6 separate regions of the Mus musculus genome follow, and all the other regions are linked to region 1. The links are chromatin loops, found by intact Hi-C in ENCODE. Cell type or tissue: left cerebral cortex. All regions are shown on one strand.

What was found. A loop is a pair of places that touch in the nucleus more often than their neighbours do. Peaks named below come from ENCODE experiments on the same cell type or tissue, not always from the same donor. Only the 100,000 strongest peaks of a DNase experiment are listed, where the experiment ranks them.
Region 2: a loop joins it to region 1, with 4 times the contacts of the local background. A loop is called at or near these places in 4 of 42 quality-filtered maps.
Region 3: a loop joins it to region 1, with 2.4 times the contacts of the local background. A loop is called at or near these places in 2 of 42 quality-filtered maps.
Region 4: it touches region 1 in a loop (7-fold over the local background); 2 of 42 quality-filtered maps call a loop at or near these places.
Region 5: a loop joins it to region 1, with 3 times the contacts of the local background. A loop is called at or near these places in 2 of 42 quality-filtered maps.
Region 6: a loop joins it to region 1, with 2.1 times the contacts of the local background. A loop is called at or near these places in 5 of 42 quality-filtered maps.

What each region holds. Positions count from the first base shown.
Region 1 is chr9:29,800,797-29,804,796 of GRCm38, reverse strand. It overlaps a transcript of Ntm not described here. Among named protein-coding and RNA genes, the nearest start is that of Gm15521, 170 kb to the right of the region's middle. In left cerebral cortex, CTCF peaks have their summits at 105 and 1,665 (motif pointing left); DNase peaks (open chromatin) are centred at 777, 1,196, 1,585, 2,293 and 1 more place; H3K4me3 peaks cover 495 bases; H3K27ac peaks cover 1,926 bases.
Region 2 is chr9:29,659,523-29,663,522 of GRCm38, reverse strand. It overlaps a transcript of Ntm not described here. Among named protein-coding and RNA genes, the nearest start is that of Gm15521, 29 kb to the right of the region's middle. In left cerebral cortex, a CTCF peak has its summit at 1,872 (motif pointing left); DNase peaks (open chromatin) are centred at 1,568 and 1,868; H3K27ac peaks cover 410 bases.
Region 3 is chr9:30,138,370-30,142,369 of GRCm38, reverse strand. No RefSeq gene overlaps it. Among named protein-coding and RNA genes, the nearest start is that of Gm26435, 150 kb to the left of the region's middle. In left cerebral cortex, no CTCF peak of the experiment used is centred here; DNase peaks (open chromatin) are centred at 958 and 2,051; H3K27ac peaks cover 2,074 bases.
Region 4 is chr9:30,262,929-30,266,928 of GRCm38, reverse strand. No RefSeq gene overlaps it. Among named protein-coding and RNA genes, the nearest start is that of Gm26435, 27 kb to the left of the region's middle. In left cerebral cortex, a CTCF peak has its summit at 1,923 (motif pointing right); DNase peaks (open chromatin) are centred at 793 and 1,938.
Region 5 is chr9:29,749,564-29,753,563 of GRCm38, reverse strand. It overlaps a transcript of Ntm not described here. Among named protein-coding and RNA genes, the nearest start is that of Gm15521, 120 kb to the right of the region's middle. In left cerebral cortex, a CTCF peak has its summit at 1,992 (motif pointing left); DNase peaks (open chromatin) are centred at 2,012, 2,829, 3,015 and 3,484; H3K4me3 peaks cover 910 bases; H3K27ac peaks cover 1,398 bases.
Region 6 is chr9:29,958,447-29,962,446 of GRCm38, reverse strand. It overlaps a transcript of Ntm not described here. Among named protein-coding and RNA genes, the nearest start is that of Gm15521, 330 kb to the right of the region's middle. In left cerebral cortex, a CTCF peak has its summit at 2,379; DNase peaks (open chromatin) are centred at 1,128, 1,565, 1,893, 2,435 and 2 more places; H3K4me3 peaks cover 2,708 bases; H3K27ac peaks cover 3,050 bases.

The DNA.
Region 1 (4,000 bases):
TGTTTAATAAAGCTATGAATGCATCGTGCAGGTCCCTGGTCATGCCCAGCCTTCAGTGGGAATGCCGATTCATTTGCTAACTCTATGTGCGATCTTTGGAGGAATACTATGTAATTCTCTGTGGCAACACTGCCATCTTTACATCCTGTGTGAATTTGCATGCACGAGAGTTCCGATTTCTCTACTTCTTCACGCCTGCCGTTTTCTGGTTTTTAAATAATAGTCATCGTAATGTGTGTGAAGTAGCTTCAGATTTGCATTTCTCTAATGATTAGTATGTTTTCATGTGCTTATTGGAAAATTACCTATCTTTCTAGAGAAATGTCTACTCGGGTCCTTAGGCTAGTTTTTAAATTGTGTGTTTTGTTGTTGAATATATAAGTTTTGATTATCGGGGACTACGGAATTGGAACTAAATGTCACCACTCAGTGCGCAGGCTTATTTGTTTTCAAGTTTAATAAAACAGTTGGGCCTTACTGAGGTGTCAGTCTGGGAAGGTATTTACGTAGTGGCATTCTTGTCATCATTGCTGTCGTCCTAGTGTCTTGGTATTTCAGAGATAAGTGACACTTCTGTAGTCCCCTATGGCCAGAGGTAATAAAACTCATAGCAGATGCAGAATACCAAGCAAACTGAAAACCCAGAGAAACCACGTGAAACAATCCAAGGATGTAAATCACACATGGTGAAAGCCATTGGATTAGAAACACATTATCCTTGTCTGATTCGCTAACACCCACATGCTCCAAATAAGCTTGGAGTTTGATTTACACCCTGACATTTAAGGAAATGGGAAAGGGTGATCTAGTTCCATCTTGATAAATGCTTCCCCCAACCCCACCCTGTGTCTGCAACACCAGCCTGGGAGAACAATGGTATAGGGGAGGGTCCTAATCATATAAACAGGCACCTGGGCCAGACAGGGTAGCCCCTCAAGTGACCAGCTTTCTGCTTAGCATTGACTGGATCCTGCATCATCAAGTACAGCCAAACAGCTGTCTGGGCCGAGGATAGGAGCCAGGATTTCAGGCTTCAATTCTAGCCTTGTCTGTGTGTCTTCCCTTCTGGAGAGTGCAGACAGAACCCTTAGGTGCAGGTTGTTCCAGGATCTGCATGAAGCAACACATGTTCTGCATGAGTAGCCCAGCTGATAGAAAAGGCAGAGATGCTAGAGAAGGCAGAAATGCCGAGAAGGGGGCGGGGACATCAACAGTGACACACCTCTGCACAGAAAAGCAAATGGGCCTCTTTGTCCATCACCAGAGCCGTAGTTTAATAGCCAGGAGATTACATATTGTGTTTCCTGTGGATTTGAAGGCCTTGCTTTGGAGAGATAGATGCCCCCCAGGCAGGGTCCCCAGAGGTGGGCTATTTTCTCCTGCTCTCTCCTCCTCCCCTCCCAGAGCCTTTGCTTGCCAAGCAGTCCTGTGCCATAAACACTAATCCGTGCAGCTCATCTCGGAGGGAGGTTTAGCTGCATTTGTGAATTCAGAATGAAATCCCTCTCTTCCCCCAGTCCAAGTGAACAGCTGGCAGGAGATACTGATAGCAAGGAAAGAAGTCGTCACTTTGTTGGATGTTATCCTGAATAATAAGTGAACTGCTGACGACATTTCTGAGAGCTCCAGAAAACTGCCACCATCCAGCCTCTGCCACCACCTGGCCGCTCAGCAGAGCGAGCAGTCTCTGTGCAGCTCGAAATGTGGGTGAGCTAGAATAGATGCTAAAGGGGAAGTTGGGTAAATGTTGGGACATCGAAGCTCTGATACGGAGACAGCCCTATATACATGCACAAGCACACACACACACAAGCAGACATCCATGAGGCACTCATGCACGCGTGTGCACGTGAAACTTTACCATCCTTTGTAATGGTTAGCTTGCTGCAATCACTAGATAGATTATTAAGAATATCTGAAACTTGGTCACCTCTTCTGTAAAATGGGAGTACTAGTTTACCAAAAAGCCTGTTAGGACTAGACACCAGCGTGCGGAGGTCCACAGTCTGTCACAGGCACTCAGTGACTTATGGGTCTTTACTTCTTCACAGATAGAAAAGAAAACCGTGTGTGTACTTATCACTTTGCCTAAGTAAGAAACCTTACTGTGAGATTTTGGGGAGACGCTGGGGGCAGGAAGGGAGAGGACATTTTCTCAGCTCTGTATTCCTAGGGTGCAGAGCCATTATTGCAATGTCACTTGCAGAAGCAGTTGCAATCTGGCCACCAGTGAGCCAGGTGCCCGCCTGAGTGAGCGCCTGGAGCACAAAGCCCTTCAGAGCATGCTGAGCCCCTGATGACTGCGGACTCAGCCCGCCCCCAGCTGCACAATCACGCGGCACAAATCCCTGTATTTTCAATGGAAGGAGCCGCTCCAGTGGCTCTAAAGAGAGAAGGAACCACCACTGAACATGTCTTTAAAATTCACATCGGCTCTGCCTCTCAGGGGGCCTTGAGACTGCTTATGGAGGGAAAGTACATGATGCTCATTTATATGTGTTGTCCCTGTGGCCCAGGGTGGCCCAGGTGACAGCTGTTAGCTCTCTGGGACCACAGGAGCATGATGAGCCTCAGGCAGGAGAAGAACTTAATTAATCAGTGCATTGATTAAATACCTACTATGAGCCAGCCTCTATGATAGGCACGGTGGGAGATAGAGAACAAAAGCAGACAACCTCTGGTATCTGGAGTTCTAGCTGAGCTGCACTCGAAACACATGCAAAACGTTAGACGTCAAGGTAAGAAATGAACAAAAATCTGATCCAATAATTCTAGACGTTGCATAATACTCTGCTCCATGATTAATTGCTAAATGGTTGGCAATGACACTAAGCACTATGGGAAGAGATCAATCATTGTGCATTTACAATTGCCTTCTGCAGCCTTTGACCATAAAATGACCAGGTATTTCTAAGGATTTCCCCACCCTTGCTTATTTTTGAAGTCTGACAGTCTGTACCCTGTTATATAGATGACATAAAAATTCTTTTCTTTTTAAAGATGTATTTATTTGTTTTATGCATTTGAGTACACTGTCGCTGTCTTCAGAAACATCAGAAGAGGGCATCAGATCCCATTACAAATTGTTGTGAGCCACCATGTGGTTGCTGGGAATTGAACTCAGCACATCTGGGCAAGCAGTCAGTGCTCTTAACCGCTGAGCCATCTCTCCAGTCCCAACATAAGCATTCTTACTAGATGCCCCCATCCACTCCCATTCTACAAGTGCATGTCTGGTCCTTACACAGCCAGAGGGAGAGGGGGAAGAAATGCAATCCAACTAGAAGTCAACGTGTCCAGTCCTCTGTACTAATAATATGCCTCAGCACAGCTCTCATACACCCTGACACAGTCTATGCAGCTAGCTTTCTCTTGACACTACCAAGTACCCAAAGTCAAGACCTGGGATGCTTGGACATGGATCTTCTCCTTTGCATAGAATGGTGACTGGCACTCAGCAGTCCCTTCAACACATGGTTGAATGAATGTTCATACAATTCTACTGACTTAATGGATCCTCACTGCCAACACATATATACAAGGGAACTGTGAAATGAGGACAATGTGTTTCCAGAAAGAAAGGAGCCTCCGATATCAAAAAAAGATTATATTACAACCATCAAGGCTTGGAACTCACCATATATTTCCTCCTTACTTGAAGAAGAATTCGGTAGAATGAGGGCAGTTCTTTGTTATGTTCCATTGAATAGGTTCTTTGCTCCTGCACCAATGGCAGTATGCTGGATTTCATTTAGGTTGCAGAATAAAAGAAGGGTGGTCATCCGAAGCAGGAGAGTGCAACAGCCTAGTGTCACTAACAGTTCCATACCTACAAGGTGGACATTGTGCAGCATAGTAATAGGGACATTGATGGCACACAAATGACCAGAGCCCAAGAAATATCTGCTGAGCATATACTACATGTTCTCAGCACTGACCAGGTTACTGTATGGAGAATGCACCCAGAATATGATCCAGAATGTATTAAGCATGTTGTAAT
Region 2 (4,000 bases), 140 kb after region 1:
TTTCCTCCAGAGGAGACCATCTTTGACTTGGCAGAGTGAGCCCATGGCTCAGAGCCCTGCAAGACCAGCCAAGAGTCAGCGGTATCTGAAGCTGAGGCCTTGAGAAGATCTGCAGGTCACCAGAGATTGACAGAATTGCCAGGCACCAAGGGTTGATCGAAGAAATTGTGTCAAAAGTGGCAGAGGAATGTGTCTCCTGAGGGCTTTGTGGGTGGATGAAATGTCCTTGGTGGGGGCTGGAGCCCCTTTGAAAGTCACATAAAGGTTGAAGGTTTGGTTCCCTAGGATAGCAGCAGATAGTCTGCTCAGGAATAAAGAGATCCATCTTCTTGACCCAACTCCAGGGTACTGAGCTAGCCTTGTCATCTGCATCATAGCAGTGGATAGCCCAGCACACTGGTGATTCTTTACTGTGCTATGCTCAGCTGTTGACCCTCTCTTTCCTCCTAAATGTATCGTGTGGATCTGAAGCAGACTGGGGCAAGGGAGGGCAGGTCTGAGTGTAGCTGCCACAGGGGTGTGAGTTCCTCTTCCCCATGAACACCTCAGAAGTATGGGAGGAAGACAGAAGGAACTGCAATGTGGGGGCCTTGCAGCAGAGCACAGACACTCGCATGCCTTCAGGATGCAGGCAGCCAAGCTGCTCCTCTAAAGGCAGCTACAGTTGCAGCATACCCAAGCTTACACAGCAAACACACTCCAAGCCACAGATGAGCCCAGTTCCACATGACTTGGAAAGCAGGGTGATACCCCAGCAGACGCGTGGCTGCCCAGGCAGCTGGTACTCCCTACAGTCCCCCTGATAGTCCCCATCATGTCACTGACTCTTGTCAAGGTCTGACTCAAGCTGCCTGATATCATTGTCTCTGACTACAATGACTTGATCAGCAAGGATAGGGCAGGGAATTGCGTCTCAAGGGCCATCAGGTGACAGAGAAGGCTGTATGAGAGTGCCTTGATCAGGTGAGTTTTGTAGAACTCTTGGTACATGCAGGGGGCCTAGTGGAAATTTCTAGAATGGAAACACTAAAGACTTTGCAGTGCTGGGCCACTTGGAGAACCTGTGGAACTAGGGCTACCCAGGGCTCCTGGGTGGGTGGGTGGGTGGGGCATATTCTTGGTCTGGTATTCAGCTATAAGATGGTGGTAGCCTCCTCCTCTCATCATAGCCTCCCTGAAAGGAGGCCCATCTGCCCAGCACCCCCTTGCATTTCTGTACACCTCAGGGAAATATTTTCTGAGAAGTGCTAATTATCCCCCCCCCCCCACCATGTCTGTCTTCACGCCTGTGAAGGTGAGTGACTTTCTTCCTGTCTCCTTATAGTAATCCTGGTCACCCACCTATCTGTGCAAATGGACAAAGCCTCTGATTATGAATGGCTCTGAATGCTGCTGCAATTGTGTTTGTTTCCTATAGGGAAATATAGCAATTGCTATTTGTTCTTGCTAGGTGGAACCCATGTGAGCATCCAGGAGCTCTTATAGTCACTGTTGGATCCCTGCCATCTCAGTTCTTCCTTGGAGGCAGGAGAGCAGAGCTGTTACATGAACACAGCTTTTTAAAAGTAAAACGCCAGAACGGGGACTTGACATCCCCAGTTATGGAAAAGGAGGTTCCTTTGAGGGCCCTTCCTTGTGCCCAGTCTGTTGGTGACAGACACTGATGGGTTGAAAAAGCATAGAGAAAAGGGGAGGGGAAAATAGCATCTTGGGAAGATAATTGACTTTGGAAAAATGCTATGTCTGAGATGGAAGAAGGAAAACAAGTGAAAATATGTTATTTTACAACCTTGGTCCTCCTGACCTCATTGAAAATAAATATACACACAGCAGGTACAGCTTAGTGGAGGTCTAGCATGGGGTACTGGCGCCCTCTTGTGGCCATAGGAAATAATGCTCTCTTTTTCCTCTTTCTTTCCCTCCTTCCCTCCCTCTTACTGTCCCTCCCTTCCTCCCTCCCTCCTTCCCTTTCTCACTCCTCTATCTCTTCCTCCATGAGTATTTGGTCTCTCTCTCTCTCTCTCTCTCTCTCTCTCTCTCTCTCTCTCTCTCTCTCTCTCTCTCTCTCTCTCTCTCTCTCTCTCTCTCTGTGTGTGTGTGTATACATGCCCATAGTTACCAATAAAGAAGGTACATTGCAGAGAGGCGTGTTTGGGCATCCCCTGAATTCAAACTAAAATGTTTTGAGAAATAACTGCAGTTTCTTGTTTTCTCAAGGCATTTTCATACCAGAAGAGGAGATGGTGGCACTGAAGATAGGAAACCCATTCTTAAAGATTAGTTTGCTGTGTGTGTGTGTGTGTGTGTGTGTGTGTGTGTGTGTGTGTGTGTGTACAGCCGTCGTGGTCTCAGCTTCACCATTTGTAAAATGATGAACTTGAACAGGGGAACAGGGTTACACCTCAGTTTCTTTTGGCCCATGACAGCCCCTGAGGAAAAGCCAGGCTCTAGGAAGCTGCCAAGCCATGACAATGACCTAGGAATGGAACTCCTTGCATTAGAATTGCAACAGCCTTTTGTTTCCATTCAATGGTGCAAAATAAGGTCCACGTTGAACCCACTTGGCAAGCCTAAGTTCCCTGCCTGCTTACCTGAAAAGCTCCATCTCTGAAACTCTCAGAAGGAGACACAAATCTTCCCTTTGAGAGGATGCTACCAGGGACCCCCACCCACCTCACTGAAGGATGGGTAGTCACAGAGCTTAGAGAGTGGGCATCACCCTGAGCTCTGGATTAGTTTTCAAAACACGGGCTAACTGTTCGTGGGATTTGATCTTTTATCTTCCCCTTTATTTGAAACTCAACCCAATACACTCACCAGTGAAATGAAAGCTCTCTGGTAAGCCAGGCACCCCACAAGGTGCCTCTTTCCTTCTCCATCTCTCCATATGTGGAGTCTTTTGTCTTTTTGGATGTTTAGCCTGTGTGCAGACCTCCGCCTTCACTGGTACTCCCACCTCTTGGGCCTCCACCTCCAGATCCATCTTTGTGTTTATTGTAGTGTGAGACCAAAGGATCTTTGCTGTGGAAACCCCTGGGATACAGCTGTTCAGCAAGACAGTGATTTCCCGCGGCTACACTGTTTTATTAAGTGTGTTAAACAGCCAAGCAGCTCATCTGTCAGCCACTGTTTGTCAACTGGTTATCTTGGCTGTCTCCCAATAGATAAGGGGTTGTTTCCCCAACACATTTAAAAATTCTTATTACTGCCTGTGATGTGACTTCACTAATGTTATTATTATAATTCATTTGTATCTTACACAGGCTACAATACAGACCAACCCTTTGCCAAGTACATCATCATAACTGTTTGAAATGGTGGCCATGTTAATAAGCAATTATTGTCCAGCTGTGGTGGCACATGCCTTTAGCCCCAGCACTTTGGAGGCATAGACAGATAGATTTCTGTGAGTTCAAAGCCAGCTTGCTCTAGATAGTGAGTTCCAGGCCAGCCAGAGGGACATGGTGAGACTTAAAAAAAAATGTAAAAGCAATTGTTTCTTGTTGAGGGCCAATTATGGGAAAGAAACTTTAGTTTCAGAGTCTTCTATTTGTCATGGATGCTCTGGAATTAGGGTAGTGTGCTAACTAGTTTTAGTAGGTGAAGACCTGAAGGCTCAGCCAAGCTGAAATGGTTTCTGTGGGTTGTCAAAACTACTGAACTCTAGAAGAGATGGAGAGAGGCCTGCTTCTAAGTCCAAAGGCTTGACACCGTTCATGGTGACCTTTCTCTCTTTGGCCATGTCCCTGACCTTTCTCCATTTGGCTTCTTGATTCAGAAGAGTCACTGGCCACACATACACACACACACACACACACACAGACACACACACACACACACACACACACACACACACACACACACAGAGCTGAATAGTGGACCTCAAAGACCAATTGTCTCTGAAATATATAAACCTATAGGAAGGAGTTGTTTTGAGTTACGTAAATGCTACTGGGTGGGAAAGGAATGAGTGATTTTCTTTTTAATTGCATATGGTGAA
Region 3 (4,000 bases), 340 kb before region 1:
TGAGAAAAGGCTTAATTAGACAAATTAAGGTAGCTTAGATGACAGATTTCAGATTTTCCATTCAGACTCCCATTTCTCTGGCTATAAAACCACTTGCATTTCCCAAACTTTATGACAGCTCTCAGGGACCTGCCACAAGTAAGTTTCTGTTTGTTTGTTTGTTTGTTTGTTTGTTTGTTTTGGGGGTAGGGGCTGGGGAGAGGGAGTTCTGTTTGCCAGGAGCAAGTACCCTTTATAATTTCTCTGGTGTTTTCCAATCTCAAGGGGATTTGTCCCTTTCCTGTGCAGAGGCTGTCTGACCCTGGTGAATAATATAATAATATCTCTTTGAAGTGTCTGATTTAACCAAACAGCTTCTGACTGAGTTCCAGCCTCACCATTGTATGGTGTCTATTTTCTCGCAGAGCTTGCAGTCTGTTACATAGGACAAGTCCTCCTGTCTTGGATGACTCTGTGCATTCATTTCAATTGGGAGAACTCACAATGGCTGCTTTAAAATAGTTTCCTTTCCCAAACACTCCCTCTGAGCAGGCCCACCCTCTTCTCTCTTGTTAAAATGATACTAACTTGGCTTTTCAGCCATATAAAGGTTTTATATGATCTATTATGGGATGCTTTAATTATTGTTGTTTATTTATTATGATTGTCTTTGAATTGCCACTGAGAGCCAATGGTGACTTGGCAAAGGCCATGAAAAGGCAACATGACAGTAGTTTTATTGACTAGGCAGTAGGCCTGGATTGTAAAGTGGAAGCCATGAAGCAGATGAAGGCAAAGGAGCATCTTCTAGACTAGGGTGATTTCCTTGGCTCAGTCATTTTTTTCTATACGAGCAAGTGCTCTTGGATGGAAGCTGCTAAGAACTTTCTCAAGTCTTTCATAGCACTGGGTAGGATTGGCTTAAAGAAAACATGCTGTACTTCCTACACAAGAATAGCACCAAGCCCACTCCCTGTGTGCTTTCCAGAAATGATGCTGGCTCTGCTAGGATCCAGCTATACACCCACTCGACCAATCCCCACTGTGATCTTGGCCAAGGACCTAGTGAAATGAGATGCCCTATAAGGCCATTTCTATTCTCCACTTGGCCCCACATTCTAAGCGGCATTGCCTCATAGGACATAGGACTGTAGAAGTCAATGCTCTGCAAAGAATCTTGCTTGAAATTTGGTGTACTTGACCATCATGATTCAGACAACAACAATGAGTTTTAAAGACTTCAGTCTTATGCTGACTACACCTAACTCAGCATCTTCTTTGGAGAATGGGGCTTGGGAGGAGACAAGAGTTGCGGCATGGGATTTTCAGATCTAGTTTCTATCTTTGTAGAACTCAGAGTCATGTGGGGAGAAACAGGTGCATAGACAATCAGAAATATCCCCTGACAAGTGTTCAAAATTTGACTGCACCCTCCTCTATGCTTTGATAATGTGACATCATTAACAAATGGTCTATGATAATATTCTGAGGCACAGAAACAAAATGTCTGTGCATCTCTTGCTGGGGGAAATCATGTGTTTGTCATCAGGAATGAAGAACGGACAATCAGCTCTTTGAGGGCGGGATCTCTCCATTTGTTCATCTCTTTTTCTTTTGCACTGCTTGCTCATGTGTCTCTTTAGACAGTGAAGCCTTCCCCTTTTCCCTTCAGTGCTGTAGACTTTGATGAAAATGATAGTGTGGGGGGTGGGGGGAAGAAAATCAGATCTGCCACAAAGGATGAAAACCTCACTGACAGAGAGGACAGTGAGGAGGGAAGACAGAGTAGTAGTCTTGGATGGGCAGATTGCCAGCCCTGGTGGGAAGAGAGCAGCGTCTTGGAAACAGGACTGGGCCCCTGAGCAGAATGCTGTGGTGATGGGGAGAACCAGTCCAGGGTCTGATCTATGGAGGAAGAGAGGAAGCTGGCCTTCTGTGTGCAGAATGGCCAGGAGCCAGGCCAGCACGGGGAATCTTCAAGGGGATAAATACTCAGAGATTTCCAACCCTTTTGGGACAAGTGCCAGGGAAAGAGGCCAAGATTCCAGGGAACACAGCCAGGATGGGGTTATTATAATCCCTAGGAGGATTCATTTGCCAACTACTAAAGCAAACGCAAGCAGCACCCTGAAATGGAGACTAGCTATTTTGGAGCAATTAGCCATTGGTGCCTGCTGCTGCCTTTGGAGAAAATCCAGTAGCCAGAGGGGGAGTGAGGAAGGCAGGAAGTCCTGTTGGCTGTAGAGCGATGCTCTCCTTAGTACCTTTCCTCACCTGAAACATCTGACTATACAGTCTTGGCCTAGGCTTCCAGGTCCTGGGCTGATGCTTCCAGGTGCCCTCAGGATGACAGGGAGCCACAGAGCTATTGAAGAGCCTGGAGCTGACCACAAGCATAACGCCCAGGCCAAGCCAGGCCAGATGACTCTTTTCTTCAGTGTTCAGCCCTGTCTTGGGGACGCTTTAAGACATCTGCCTTTGAGGGACAAGAAATGATCAGCTATTGTAAAATTTTCTTGTATCTATGCATAGCTTTTTTTTTTCTGGTAAGAATTTTCAAATAGTTATCAGAATTTTGAGGGTCTAGCCACTCCCCATTTAAAAAAAATTACTGGATTGTCCCATCCTTAGACAAAGAAAGTCTAAAGAAGTCTTTACTACACCCATTCCTATTAGTGCTGTCAAAGGTAGAGTTCATCTCATTTTTTTTTAAAGATAATACAGTTAGAATCTTGACACTGCCAGGCACCCCCCACAATGGAGAAATGGAGATGTGGCTCATCTACAGCCCCTAAACAAGGCTGGCTAGCATCTCAATATGATCTTGCTCAAAGTAAAGAAGAGATTCACTTCACTGCGCCATTTTCCAGGTGTGTTATGATAGAGCCATCGAGGCAGGTCAGCACCTCCTAGCCCGAATGGGAATCTGAACTTCCCTTTGAGGGTTCTTCATGGCTCTCTGTTAGAACTTCAAGGAGGTACGTGCTCCAGCAAGCTCTATGATGGATGCTGAAAGGGAGTGAGAGAAGAGACAGCAGAATTTCATGGAGAAGTTTAGGTAGCTGATCCCTGTAGGGCTTTACCATGGAAGCAACCTCTTCAGAGATCAAAGAACTAACAGAGTTTCCTTTGCTCTGGCATCAGATACATAGGAGCAAGGAGACTTTCATCTCCAAGGTGGATGCTGGATGCTGGATGCTGGATGCTGGATGCTGGATGCTGGATGCTGGATGCTGGATGCTGGACACTGGATCTTTCTGAGTGCTGTGAGGTTTCTCTGAAAAGATAAAGATAGAGATCTGAGGAAGGGAGAAAGGCTTTGTGTATCGTTGTGGTTTGCCCAGTCACAGGTAGCTGTGTATTTTTTTTTCACTTTCTCATTTGTGCTTCCTGAGTTCTACACTAAGATGTCAGGATTTCTGAAGTACATAGCTGGTGGAAGGCAATACCAGTTTGTTTTAAACCTGTTTTCTTCAAACTCTGACTGAGATGAGTTATCTGCCTGGGGATGCTCACCCCCTCCCATCCCCCACCCCCAGAGGTCCCTTACCCTGCAAGTTAGGTAACAATCAGTCATATCTACATGTTTGTTCGTGGAGTTATTGGAGATTGAACCTAGGAACTCCAGATGATGTGCTCTGTCTCTGAGCTGTGCACAGCTCAGCCCTGTCCATCTGCTCCTTGTTGTGTGTGAACCTTGCTCTCTGCCCCTCCCTCTGCTTCTAGGGGCTGGGTGGGCTCCTTCCTCCAGTGTACTTGACACAGGACCCCTGAGTCTGTCATAGATTGGGCATTACTGGGCTAAGTCAAGTAATTCCTCTTGTGCTGATCTCCTTCTCAATATTCTTTTCCCACAAGACTCTTAGCAATTGTATGGAGACTGTGAATGCTCATAGGCTGTGCAAGAAACAGTCGGGAGGTTGCTGTTCTGTGCTCTCGAAGTGAGATGCTTATCACATTATATGGTTTCGGGGTTATCTGTTTGTTGGGTAGATATGGAGATATGCTTGATCCTCCCCAG
Region 4 (4,000 bases), 460 kb before region 1:
GGATCCAAGTTCAAGTCCAAGATGACTGTTAACTGTGCACATCCTCTTGTCTGTGACAGGGAAACAGTTGTCAAAGCAAGCAGGAGAAACCATTGCTAATCTGATAGCAGTCCCTGCCTTAGAAATTTCTCCCAGTACCACTATGTAGGTGTTTTGTTTAGATTCTATGGTCTTCCAATCAAACTGATTAAAGTCTTGGGACTTCTAAACCTCTTCTTAGACAGTGAGTTGCCAGAAGGAAAAGAAACGTAATCGATACCCTTGATTCTAAGATCTGCCCCTTGTGAGGGCTACCTGCTTATTCTCTCTAAACCTCCTAAGCCCAAGGCCTCCCATGCCCAGATTATCGGTTACTATACACTTATTTATGCTCCATCAGCCAATATCCTTCAGCAACAGTAGCAGTGGCCTTGATTTGTTTTCTAGTTTTACAGCTGTGTTGCTGGGAGAGGTAGATGGAACATTTAATTTGGCATTAAATTCTATTCTGGGGCCTCGTCCCCTGTGGCAAAGGTGATGTGGATGGTTTGCATTTATGATTTTGCTCAGTTCGACTCGTTTTTATGCCCAGGGAAAGTTTTTGCTGGAGCTCTCTTGCTTTTCTTGTAGTTTGATTCCTGATTTCACATAAAGCTGTTCATAGGGCGAAACAGCTTTGTATCCGCTGTCTCTTTGTACCCGGGCTACCGCTCTCCATCAGAACTGTTGCCAACACCCCGCTTCCTGCATACACCTGCAGAGGGGGTAGAGCATTTAAATTTTGAGCAGAGTTCTATTCTTGAGGGATGTGGTCTGTGTCAGGCAGACAGAGTGGGGAGACTTGGCAGCCAATCTGCCTGCCAGGCGAAGAGATATGCCCTGCTCTGCCTCTGCTCTGCCTCTCCGTTTTGCATTATTCTTCTGATTTCAGAGTGCAAGTCACAGGAGAGGGTCTACTTACACGCACTCCCTTCTTTATCCTTGAGTCACCTTGGGCAGGGCCAGCAAACAACTTGTTTTGCACGTTAGCATGGCAGCATCACAATGCGTGGAAGATTGTGATCCTCTCCCACAGGGAGGCTTTGCTGAGCCTGGGGGATTGCTGAGTAGCTGCTGCCCCCCAAACCTGTCAGCAGCTCCCATCTTTCCAAGACCCAGCAGTTCAGAATATCATCCACATACAATAAACAGTTCACCCTCAATTTCTTCCCTCTACCCAAACACTGACCACATTAACCCTGTCATCTTTTTTGCTTGGCCTCTGTCTAGTCTTTTTCCTTTCAGTGTCTTTGGCTAGTGGTGTGTGTGTGTATGTGTGTGTGTGTGTGTGTGTGTGTGTTTAAACAAATGTCAGAAGGAGAAAACAATGAAACATCTTCTTGGGGGGCTTGGTGGAGAGCTTCTGGAATAATCTCAGGCTTCTCTTCCGACTGCTTGTTTTTTCTAAGGTTTTTCCTTTTTCTAAGGTTTTTCCATAGTGATTTTTTCCCCATGTAGGCTGATACCTATATGAAGTGAGCTGTCTGGTAGAACCAAGACCCCTTTCTTTCATCAGTCTTTTTTTTTTTTCTTTCTTTCTTTTTTTTTTTTTTTTTGCATTCGTGACAGCAAAGGAATAACAGGAAGAAGGAAACTGCAATTAAATTGCTAACCCTACAAAGGGCAGGAGGCCGCAGACAAAGTTAATTAAATTGCAGAAGAAGAAGAAAAAAGAAGAATGAAGAAACAAAACAACCCAGCAATTAGCACCCATGCAGCAATTACTTTTATAATTCCTCTGTTAACGGGTATTCAGGATTACAAGTATTTCAGGACACGAAGAAGCAAGCATTGCCTCTATTCTACACACAGAACTTTCCTGCTGGGTACTCAGGTTTTGTACCACTGAGTTAGAAACCCCAGTATCTCCAGGCTAAGACGTTGTGAAGGTACTCCCAGAGTCTACCACTAGGTGGAACCCGTGCAATGCATATGTCCAGCCCCCAGGGGCTTTGGGCAGCTGTGAAGCCTGAGTCTCTGGGCTGGAGGGCAGCACATGAAGAGAGTGGTACTTTGTTAGGAGACTCCATTTCCCCTCTAGTTAGAGTCCAGCCGCTATTGCTCCCGCGCGCGCACACACACACACACACACACACACACACACACACACACATTCATTAGAAGTCTAGTTGTGCCCCATTGGTTGCCTTTGTTACTTCAGGGCATCTCTGACGTTGCTGGGAACCTCCCATTTTGGGGTGATACTTTGCCTTTCTCCACTTTATACAATTAGCGGTCTAATTGCCTGCCCACACTGAGCCCATGTGTGCTACTAATTATGATTTATTTAAAAGCTCCACTTTGGCATTCTTTGTTCTCCACTTCCTGGTGTTGAAGGGCTAAGGGAGAGATTTAAGTAGAAACTCTTCTGAATAGGTTTTAATTTCTTCTATATTCTCTAGACTCTTTCTGCCAGGTTTAAAATCCAGATAACTTATGTATCCTAGCATCCTGCTCGTCACTTCTCTCTCCAGCAGCAAAAGGCACCAGGAGGGTGTGGCTGCAGTACCTGGAAGGAAGGAACGTCTAACATTTTAGTTTTCTATTAGTGTATTCAAGGTTAAACCCATACATGCAACTGCTTTCTGTAGATCTCTACCAAATTATACAGTGGCAGTCCTACTGTGTGCATCATGGAGCCCCAAATTAGACAGTGGCAGTCCTACTGTGTGTAGAATGGGACCCAGATGCTTAGCTCCAGACTTGCCCTCTCTGTTATTTTATGTTTTCTCAGGCCCAAACCTGACAATCTCACTCTCCCAGTTGTACTGGATTTGGTCAATTTCACTTCCGCCTACTTTTCTGCCCACCATGTTTTATTTACTACTGCTGCTGTTGTTTTTTTATAATCCTGCCATTCTCACCTAAAGTGTGGTGGCAGTCCTTACATTCTACGGATCCAGACTCCTCCTGTTCCATGTGCTATGGTCCTCACCAGTGTCAAAGCCTCAAAGACTTCAGGACACCTGGCCACACCCCTTCCTGACACATTCTGCTCCTGTTCCCCAGGGTCCTCACCTCCAGGAGGTGGTTTCTACCCCACCCAGATGTTCAGCCCCTCGGGCCATGCTGCCACCAGGTCACACAGAATAGAAAATTTTTCTTGTCTGAAAAAAACAAACATTTTTTTCCATGCTTAAACTTGACCTGACCCTGAAAGGTCTATAACACCCCCTCCCCAGTGTTACTAAAGCCTCAGGAAATATCTCTGCCAGAGCCCTTTACATGGGTCCTTGAACTCACCTTTTCTTGTAAGTTTCCCAATAGAAGTTGTAAGCTCCACAGTGCTAACATGGGCCATTCAATCCCTCTGATACCCCCAGGTGAAGAGACTGGCACTCTTTCTTTCTCCCCCCACCTCTCTCTCTCTCTCTCTCTCTCTCTCTCTCTCTCTGTTATTTGTGAAGGGATAGAAGATAGGAGGGAGGGAGAAAGGGAGGAAGAAGAAGAAGAAAAAGAAGAAGAAGAAGAAGAAGAAGAAGAAGAAGAAGAAGAAGAAGAAGAAGAAAAGAGAGAGAGAGAAAGAGAGAGAGAGAGAGAGGACTCTGAGGCTCACAGCAGGTCCCTCATTCTCTCCCCTTTAGTTAATTATTATCTAAATGAAGACCCGCAGGGCACATGGCATTTTGCTTGAAGCCTGGGGGAAGCTCCCTACAAAGTGAAATATTCATAAAGTATACAGATGCTATACATGGTAAATACATACCCTGAAGGTGAGGAGACATTTGATAAAGAGGCTCTGGGCAAAGCATAGGACTCCTAATCAGAGCAGAGCCTTGGATTCTAGGAATACCTAAACCAAGGCTGGCATGTTGTTTCGGCATGGGAAAGTGCTGTGCTGTCCTTAGAAAAGGCTACTCAGTTGTGGAGTGTGCCTCGACAATCTTCCCCAGGTCCTCCTCCTCTGCAGTATCTGGCTCATCTGCAGGGCTGGCTCACCTCTGCTAGCTCCATCGCCAAGTGGCAGCACAGAGACCCAGCT
Region 5 (4,000 bases), 51 kb after region 1:
TGTGTATTTATAATTATCATTGGTACATTCCCCTTATCTACTAGAAGATAACCTCTTCTCTGACTTAATGAGTCCGGGGGTAATGCACATAACATTAGAGTTAAGCTTCTCTCTCTCTCTCTCTCTCTCTCTCTCTCTCTCTCTCTCTCTCTGTGTGTGTGTGTGTGTGTGTGTGTGTGTGTGTGTGACACGTCATGATCTTCAACTCTCTCCTTTCCCAGGTTTTATTATGCTGTCTGAGAGTTCCTTTTAACCAGGATCTTAAGGAAATTCAGTAGGATAGTTTCCTTAGGGACAATGGCTCCAAATGGAGCTGGATAGGTTGATGTCAGTGCCTCCCCTTTACATGTGGAGTCCAGTCTGCCTTGCTCCCTTTGATGATCCAGTGCATCACTAACCTGTTTCCACAGTGCCTGGGAAGTTATATTCGAAGCTGGTCTCTGAGCCCTTAGTTCCAACAGAAGGGATTATGTTCTTGGGTTTTCCAATTGGATTAGGACTCCTATGCGGAATGCCATCCTGCTGGCCCTGGGAAGAAGAGAAGTCTGTCTCATCTCTCTGTACCTAGAATTTAAATAGTTTCAGAGAAGTTTCAAGCCCCTTAGCGGTAACTCAGCACCTTATATTCCCTAATACATCACACAGATGTCCCATTATCTAATTGTAAAATCCTTGTAGCAAATAGATATTAAAACAGTAAATCTAAGGTATCTTTTTCATGCTGTATTAAGGCAAAATATCTGTTAGCACTGTGTTAACACAAGACAATATACTGCCCTCACCTGCTATTTTTCATACGCCTCCAGAAAAAGAACCCTAGTGATTGCACAAATCGGGGAAGTGCGTTGTCCGTCCTTTCAGACTCACGGCCTTCCACAGATCAAAGAACATTTTTTAAAAAAATTTTAATTAGTTACCAGACCAAGTGGCCTAGGAAGTGTAAATTCATATCTGCTAAACCCAGATGGAGACTCAAAAAGAGAGGAAGCAGTGCCTTCGCATCACAGAACATTTTCCAGGCAGAAACTTGCTGAATCCTTGCATGGGCTCAGAACTAAGTAACAAGCCATTTATCCTAAATTGCATAAGGGTTGTTTCTGCCCTGTGGTTCTCCATAGACAAACCCTGTGAAGTCTTTCATCTCCACTCTAGAATCAATTACTCCTTTGTCCCTAAAGTCTCCAACTAGGATATGTGATATGAGCACCTACTATGTGCACATCTTTCTAACAATGTAGATGCCCCTTGCTGTGGGGGCTCATTTTAGTCACAAGTGATTAGTTTTCTTAGATCCAGAAAAGTACCATGGTGGATGATGCTCTATCAGAGCTCAAACCACACAGGCCAGGTACCTTTCCAAGAGGCTATCGTCCTTCATCCTCACGGGATGCCTGAAATAGCAAGTAGTGTTAAAACCTCTTCAGACTGGGTTTTGGTTATGGATACATATCTGTGAAGTTTAACTGACATATGTGTCATAGTATGAGATTAACAGTAACTAACAGTACAATACAATGATATACACAAAGCTGGAGCAATGGCTCAGTGGGTGAGAGTATTTGTTGCTTTTGCACGGGGCCTCAATTCTGTTCTCAGCAGCCCTGTTCCCAGGCACCTGTAACTCCAGCTCTAGGGCACTGGTTATTTTCTTCTTCCTTCTGCTGGAACCTGCACTCATGTGCACATCCCTACATTCAGACATCATGATTACGATGAAATAAATCTTTTAAGAGACACTAAAACCCCTGTCATCCTGGAGTGGAAAGTATGTGAATATGGTTTCTTGTATGTGCCTGTGCAGATGTGACTAGCTGAAAAGCTAACACCCTCACTTTCTTGTGATGGTGGTGATGACAAGCCACAAGAGGTAAAGCTTCAGGAAGCAAAGCTGGGGGTGAGGGCAGGCTATTGTACACTGGGGTTAGTGGAAGTAAAAAGGCCAAGGCTTAACTGGCTACAAATCCTTTGTGCTGACACCTGCTGGAGAGAAGTGGAGCTCATGTCTCCAGGTGGCTGCCCTATGATTTTCTTGAGGACTTATGAAGCAGCCAATCACATAAAACCACTTGCAACCATTCCCAATACCTGTGATGTCTTGAAAAGTGATCTGGTCAGCACCTAGTTTTTTTATGACCGCTACCCACCCAGCCAGCACTTTCTAATAATACTCTGCCTTTAGCCCCCAGGATCGCATAGCAATCTACAAAGATTAATTAGAAGTGCTTTTCAGTGCTCCTTCTTGGTAGAGACAAGAATGGAAGCTACTAAAAGGGAAGTAAATTAGCCTCCCTGAGGGTTGGAAGGGAGGGTTCTGCCTGAGGGCACCTCTGGTTCAAGCCAGGGCTGTATTTGAAAACCAAAACTCTTGAGACCTGGGAACCAACAGAGAAACAATGTCATCAGATACTCCAAAAGGATTTAAGTGTAAGAAAATAAGGAGGCTGCCTGTGTTTATTCTTTTACTTGAAAAATGATGTAAACACCCAAATTTGTTACTATCTCCTTCCACGCGATTCCTGGCAAGATGCCCAAGATTAACTGACGTTTTGAGAGATTCCAGTATCCACACCATAACAGGCCCTTGCACTCTGCTCTTCCCTTAACCAGAATCTGCACCCCCATTCCTGAGAAGCTTGAGGGGCTCACAGGGGTAAAGGCAACCGTTGGATGCCTGTCTGTTTGGAAGCCGCCCTAAGCCTGGTGCTTGGTTCCTTCGGCAAAGAACCTGGAGTGGTGGGAGAGAAAGGCGGCATCGGGCCATTGAGGAAGTGCAGCTGCAGAGTGCCAAGGGGGAGGGGCCGGAGCTTCAGTGACGCTCTGTTTTATTCTTGCAACCAAGGCACAAATTAAAGCAAAATTAGAGACTTTCTTCAGGCATTGGATGACGGGAGGAGAAGGAAGATGGGGAAGCAGAGCTTTTAAGGACAGCGATTTGAGAACATCCGAGACAAATCAAGCTGGTGGCTGACTCTCTTCTTTTTTTTTTTATTGTGGAGTACTTACTGACTTTCCTTTTGGATTCCGGAGGGCTTCCCTTCCCCCCTATCTTTCCCTTTTTGCACCACGTACATGTAAATGTGATTGAGGAGTCTCTCGCCAGATCTGCTGCCTCGGCAGCCTTCCTGCCAGCTGGCCAGGCTGGGGAACCACGCTGGAGGCTGGCTGTGATGGACTACTTCCACAGGCTGCCTGGGGGGAAGTTTGCATCCGGAGGGGCTCCAGAGACCCTCTTGGCGGTTGAATAGCCGAAGGAAAAAAAGGCGAAGATGGAGGACCCTTTCAGCAGACCCCAAACCTCTTCTCTTGGCCCTCAGAAGACGTCCAAAATACCCCCACCATTTCGCCTGGCTAGACATTGGCCGCTGTTGTCAGTGTCCCATTCCCTGAAGAATTTCTGATGCTCAAAGTCCAGGTAGATCTAGAAAGCTATGCTCCACACCCTCCTTTCTCTTTCCAGCTAGGCTGTGCCAGTAAAACTCCAAGAGAATCTTATGCAGTGCTTACCCCCTCTAGACTACTGTAGCTGGTAGACAGCCCTAGTGTTTCTGGACTCAGCTTCGGTCTGTGTTTGTCTCCTGCACCTGTCTCCTTCCCACCTTGCCCTCAGATCGTATCCATTTCTTTATATTTTTTTTCTTACCGTCTTTCCTTTTCTCTTATGATGTACCAGACCCTATCTTCAGTAATTTGACTTCCCAAAGAGTCTGTGGAGCAAGCTCACAAACTCTTAGGGAACCTAACCTTGCCTGTTACTGACTGGTAACCTGTCTTTAATGTTCAAAGAGATTATATTTTCTCACAGGAATTTGGGGGAACTTAGGGGTCATCATTGGTATAGGTGATTGGCAGATGTTCACCAGGATATCTTAGGAGAGCTCTTAAGAACCTCCCCCTGACCCTAAGGATAATCACATCCTAACCCCCTCCCAATAAGCAGGTAGTATGTTTATTGGCTCAATTATAACTGATAGCGTAAAAACAGCAAAAACAGTTCTCATCT
Region 6 (4,000 bases), 160 kb before region 1:
GGAAACTTTAAATATTGGCCAGTGAACTTGCAAAAGGAGCAAAGCGGGTGGAAACGCAGGATGGAAATAATCGGGTTCCTCCTGGAAGGTGCTGGCCAGCGGTCTGGCTTTGGAGAATAAATCCTTTCTCGGGAGCCTGAAAAACTGTTAGTTTTGAATCTGTTTGGGGGTGTGTTTGTGGCGGGGCTGGGACGGGGTGGGCGTTTCGAGCAGATAAAGGGCTGTGTAAGCAGTGGCGGCGGGCTGCGGTGGGCTCCGGAATTCAGGAAAGCCTTTCTAAGTTGAAAGGACAGAGGCACTAAGAGGCGAATGCTAATTTTCGGTCTACTTATTGGCAGCGGCAGCAGCTAAGCCAGGCTGCAGTTGCTGAGGCTGGCTTGCTCTCTGACCAGGTCTCTACAGTGTTCGCTCTGCTCATTTCAGGTGCATTTGGGAATCTGCTTCCACCTTGAGTCCATTTACTGCACTATGTGGTCCCTAACCCTGTGTCAGTCCTCCCATTGTGACTTCATCCTAGCCACGGAATTAGCAGCTAGGCAGCTTACCTTCCCTCCATCGTTGGGGGATCTAGGTTACCCCTTCACTATTAAAGATGTTGAAACTCAGAGACTGAGACAAGCTGAGAAACTTTGACAGGCTTGGTCCTGCAAGGTTCTCCAAGGGGCTTGGAGCCTGAGGCAGGGAGGAGGGGAGGCAAGGCTCTCCATCCAATGCAGTTGCATTCCCAGAGGAAAGTTCTGTCTGGCAGAGTGAGAAGAGATGACAGTCCCAGGGCTGCCTCCTCCGCTCCCAGTACAGTACAGAGTTCTTATGATCTTGCTGAGAATCCTAAGCTCTGACCCCTTCTGAGTGATGGGCCCTGTCCTCTACAGATCTCTATGAGGTGGTCAGAGGGACCAGGCTGGAAGAAGAATCAGATGCAAATGGTGTGCATCTTGGCTGTGGCTTAGCAAGGAAAAGAAGGGAGAAGGGCAGAATTAGCCCATGATATGGAGGTCCAGGGTGGAGGATCATGCAGGAATACCCATGAAACTGTCACGCTGAACCTCAGGGGCTCAACCTTTGAGCTTTCCATCTTGTGCCTTGGGCATTGGGATGTAGAGGTACAAGGAGACTAGAGTCATCTTCTCTTGACTCCTCTTACGTAATATGGAGCAGGATCAGTGTCTATGTATGTGTGTATGTGTGTGTGTATATATATGAGTGTACTCTGCTTATTCCTGGCACCTTGCATTACACAAACTGAGTCTACAGCCCTAATACTGGCAGTAGGGAAACTGAGTTCAAGGCCAGTGCCCCCCCCCCCCGCCCCCAGGGAAATATGTCCTTGCCTTCTGACAGCAGAAATGAAAACTAACTCGTCAAGGCATGGGGTAAGGTGTCAGAGAATAGGGGAGGGAGACCCATGTCTTCGATAACTGTCACCTGTCTTGAGAGCCTCTCTTCTGCTTCTAACATCAACCTGGAGACAACTGCCAAATCCCACCATCAGCAGCCCCATTGGCTATACCCCAGGAGCCCCAGGGCCAAACAGAATTTACATATAAATTAGCATAACTTTTCATTAGAAATAAATGCAGAGAAGCATAATATTTGCTTGTACTTCAAATAGCCCCAAATAGAGAAGTAGAAAGAAACCAATTTCCCCAGGTGAAGTATGATTTTTATAGTCTTGCTCACATCCTGGGGGCGGAGGAGGGACGAGGAGAGGCATATCTCAGATCTGGTCCCCTTCTACTAAATTTTGAATTTCCCAAGGAGAATGATAGCTTTATTTGTGCTGGCTGCAACCAGGGACTTCTAAATAGGCTTCCAAGGCTGCTCAATTTTAAGACAGTGTGACCCCTAGAGACCCCATACCACATGCCAGTGGGACATGGCAAAGGTGATGTCTGTTTTACTTTCAGGGAAGGAAGCAGAGGCTGCCAGCTATCTCTTATCAAACTTACAGAATTACTGAGGCAGCCCAGGTCTTGCCTGCAATAATCCACCCCTATTGCATTGACCCAGCGGGACTAGTTAGAATGCAGCGCACATTCCAAGGCAATTTTTTCTCCTCCTCTGTTTTTGTTTTAAGCTGACTCTTCCCACGGCTGCTACTTCTGGGTTTCTTGCCTCTTGGAAAGGTGTATGGCTCTAGTGGCAGGTTAGGGACACCCTCCCTGATCCATTTCCTTCCCCCCAACCCAGTAGCAACAGAGATGCAGTTTAGGGAGGGGGGGCGGTTAGGGGATTCAAAATGATTCCTGTGACAGGTCTGGGAGGCAGGGGAGGCATTGATTAGCTCCCTGGGGTCTGCCCTGAGAAGCACCAGGGTAGGTTAACTAGAGGAGGCTCTTTCTGGAGACTGGAGTGAGGGAGCAGGGTTGGGCACTTTCCTTCCCAGCACACTGCCCACCTTCTGCCAGCAGAGGTTCTGAAAGCCAATGGCTGGGTGCACTGCAGATTTTCTCTTTCTAGAAACCAAGCATCCCTCTTTTCGGAGATCGTGGCTCCATCCAACACCTTTCCATTCGTGAGGTTATTTTCTTTCCCAACCCTCCCAATTCTCCTCCTCTCAGATCCCACATCAAGGCACCTCCTTGTTGGAAATTCAGAATTGATGGGAGAAGCGAGACTCACTTCCCACTGTCCTTAGCTTGCAGCTGGGGTCACGGGCACCATGCAGATCACCTAACTCCCTTGTGTGCACTCACAGTAAGCTTGTGGCTTGCCTCAGCATCCAAGCTGGGTAGTTCTGAGATGGGAATAAGGTGGATGAGACCAAATAGTCCTCATGGGCAACATGTAATAATCAATTCCAGGTGATGAGGCCTAAGGCCTGCTGAGGGAATTGTGCATACTTGGAAACATGACCAGAAGGGTATGGACAAGAGAAGAACCCCTCAAAAAGGATCATGGCTGCAATGCTTGGAGCTGCCTACATGGGGTTCATCATGATCTAAGGTGTAGAATGCTATCGAGACAGTTTCCATCCACTCTTCCTGCTAGAGACTGCACTACACAAAGTGCTGATCCTCTGAGCTCAGCAATGTCAGGCAGCCAAGCAGCACCAGGCAGGAGCAACAGGCCTTGAAGATGAACGAAAGACACTCTTGGAACTGCAGCTTACAGTTTCAGAGTTAGCAGGTGCAACCTGGTTCTGCTACTGACTATTTTTCCCTTAAAGTAAACTAGAAATATAAGAATCCCTTTTGTTAGTCATGATGCTAATGACTAGTGCCCTGGCTTCTCTTCTTTTGGGGAAAGTTTCCCCTTCAGCACAGGTTCCTTTTAAGTGGTCCAAGAAAGTCACTATAAAGTACCTATCTGAATTGGGCATGGTCATCCAAGTCTTTAATCTTAGCACTAGGGAGGCAGAGACAGGCGGCTCTCTGTGAGTTCGAGGCCTGCCTGGTCTATACAGAGAGTTCCAGGACAGCCAGGGCTACACAGAGAAACACTGTCTTAGGGGAAAAAAAAAAACAGCAATAACAACAACAACAACAACAACAACAACAACAACAACAGCAAAACTTTCTAGGCTCCTGGAAAAGGAGGGAAATGCCAATTCAGATTTCTTTCTAGTAATTCACTGGGATCTCTTTGCCCATACATACATATCTGCAGAATTAGGGGACAATGACTAATATTGTCTCTGGCTGAGTGTCATAGATGGGCCAGACAAACTAGGTTATCTCATGGACTGACTAGGGTATCTCATGGACTGACTAGGTTATCTCATGGACTGACTAGGGTATCTCATGGACTGACTAGGGTATCTCATGGACTGACTAGGTTATCTCATGGACTGACTAGGGTATCTCATGGACTGACTAGGGTATCTCATGGACTGACTAGGGTATCTCATGGACTGACTAGGGTATCTCATGGACTGACTAGGTTATCTCATGGACTGACTAGGGTATCTCATGGACTGACTAGGGTATCTCATGGACTGACTAGGTTATCTCATGGACTGACTAGGGTATCTCATGGACTGACTAGGTTATCTCATGGA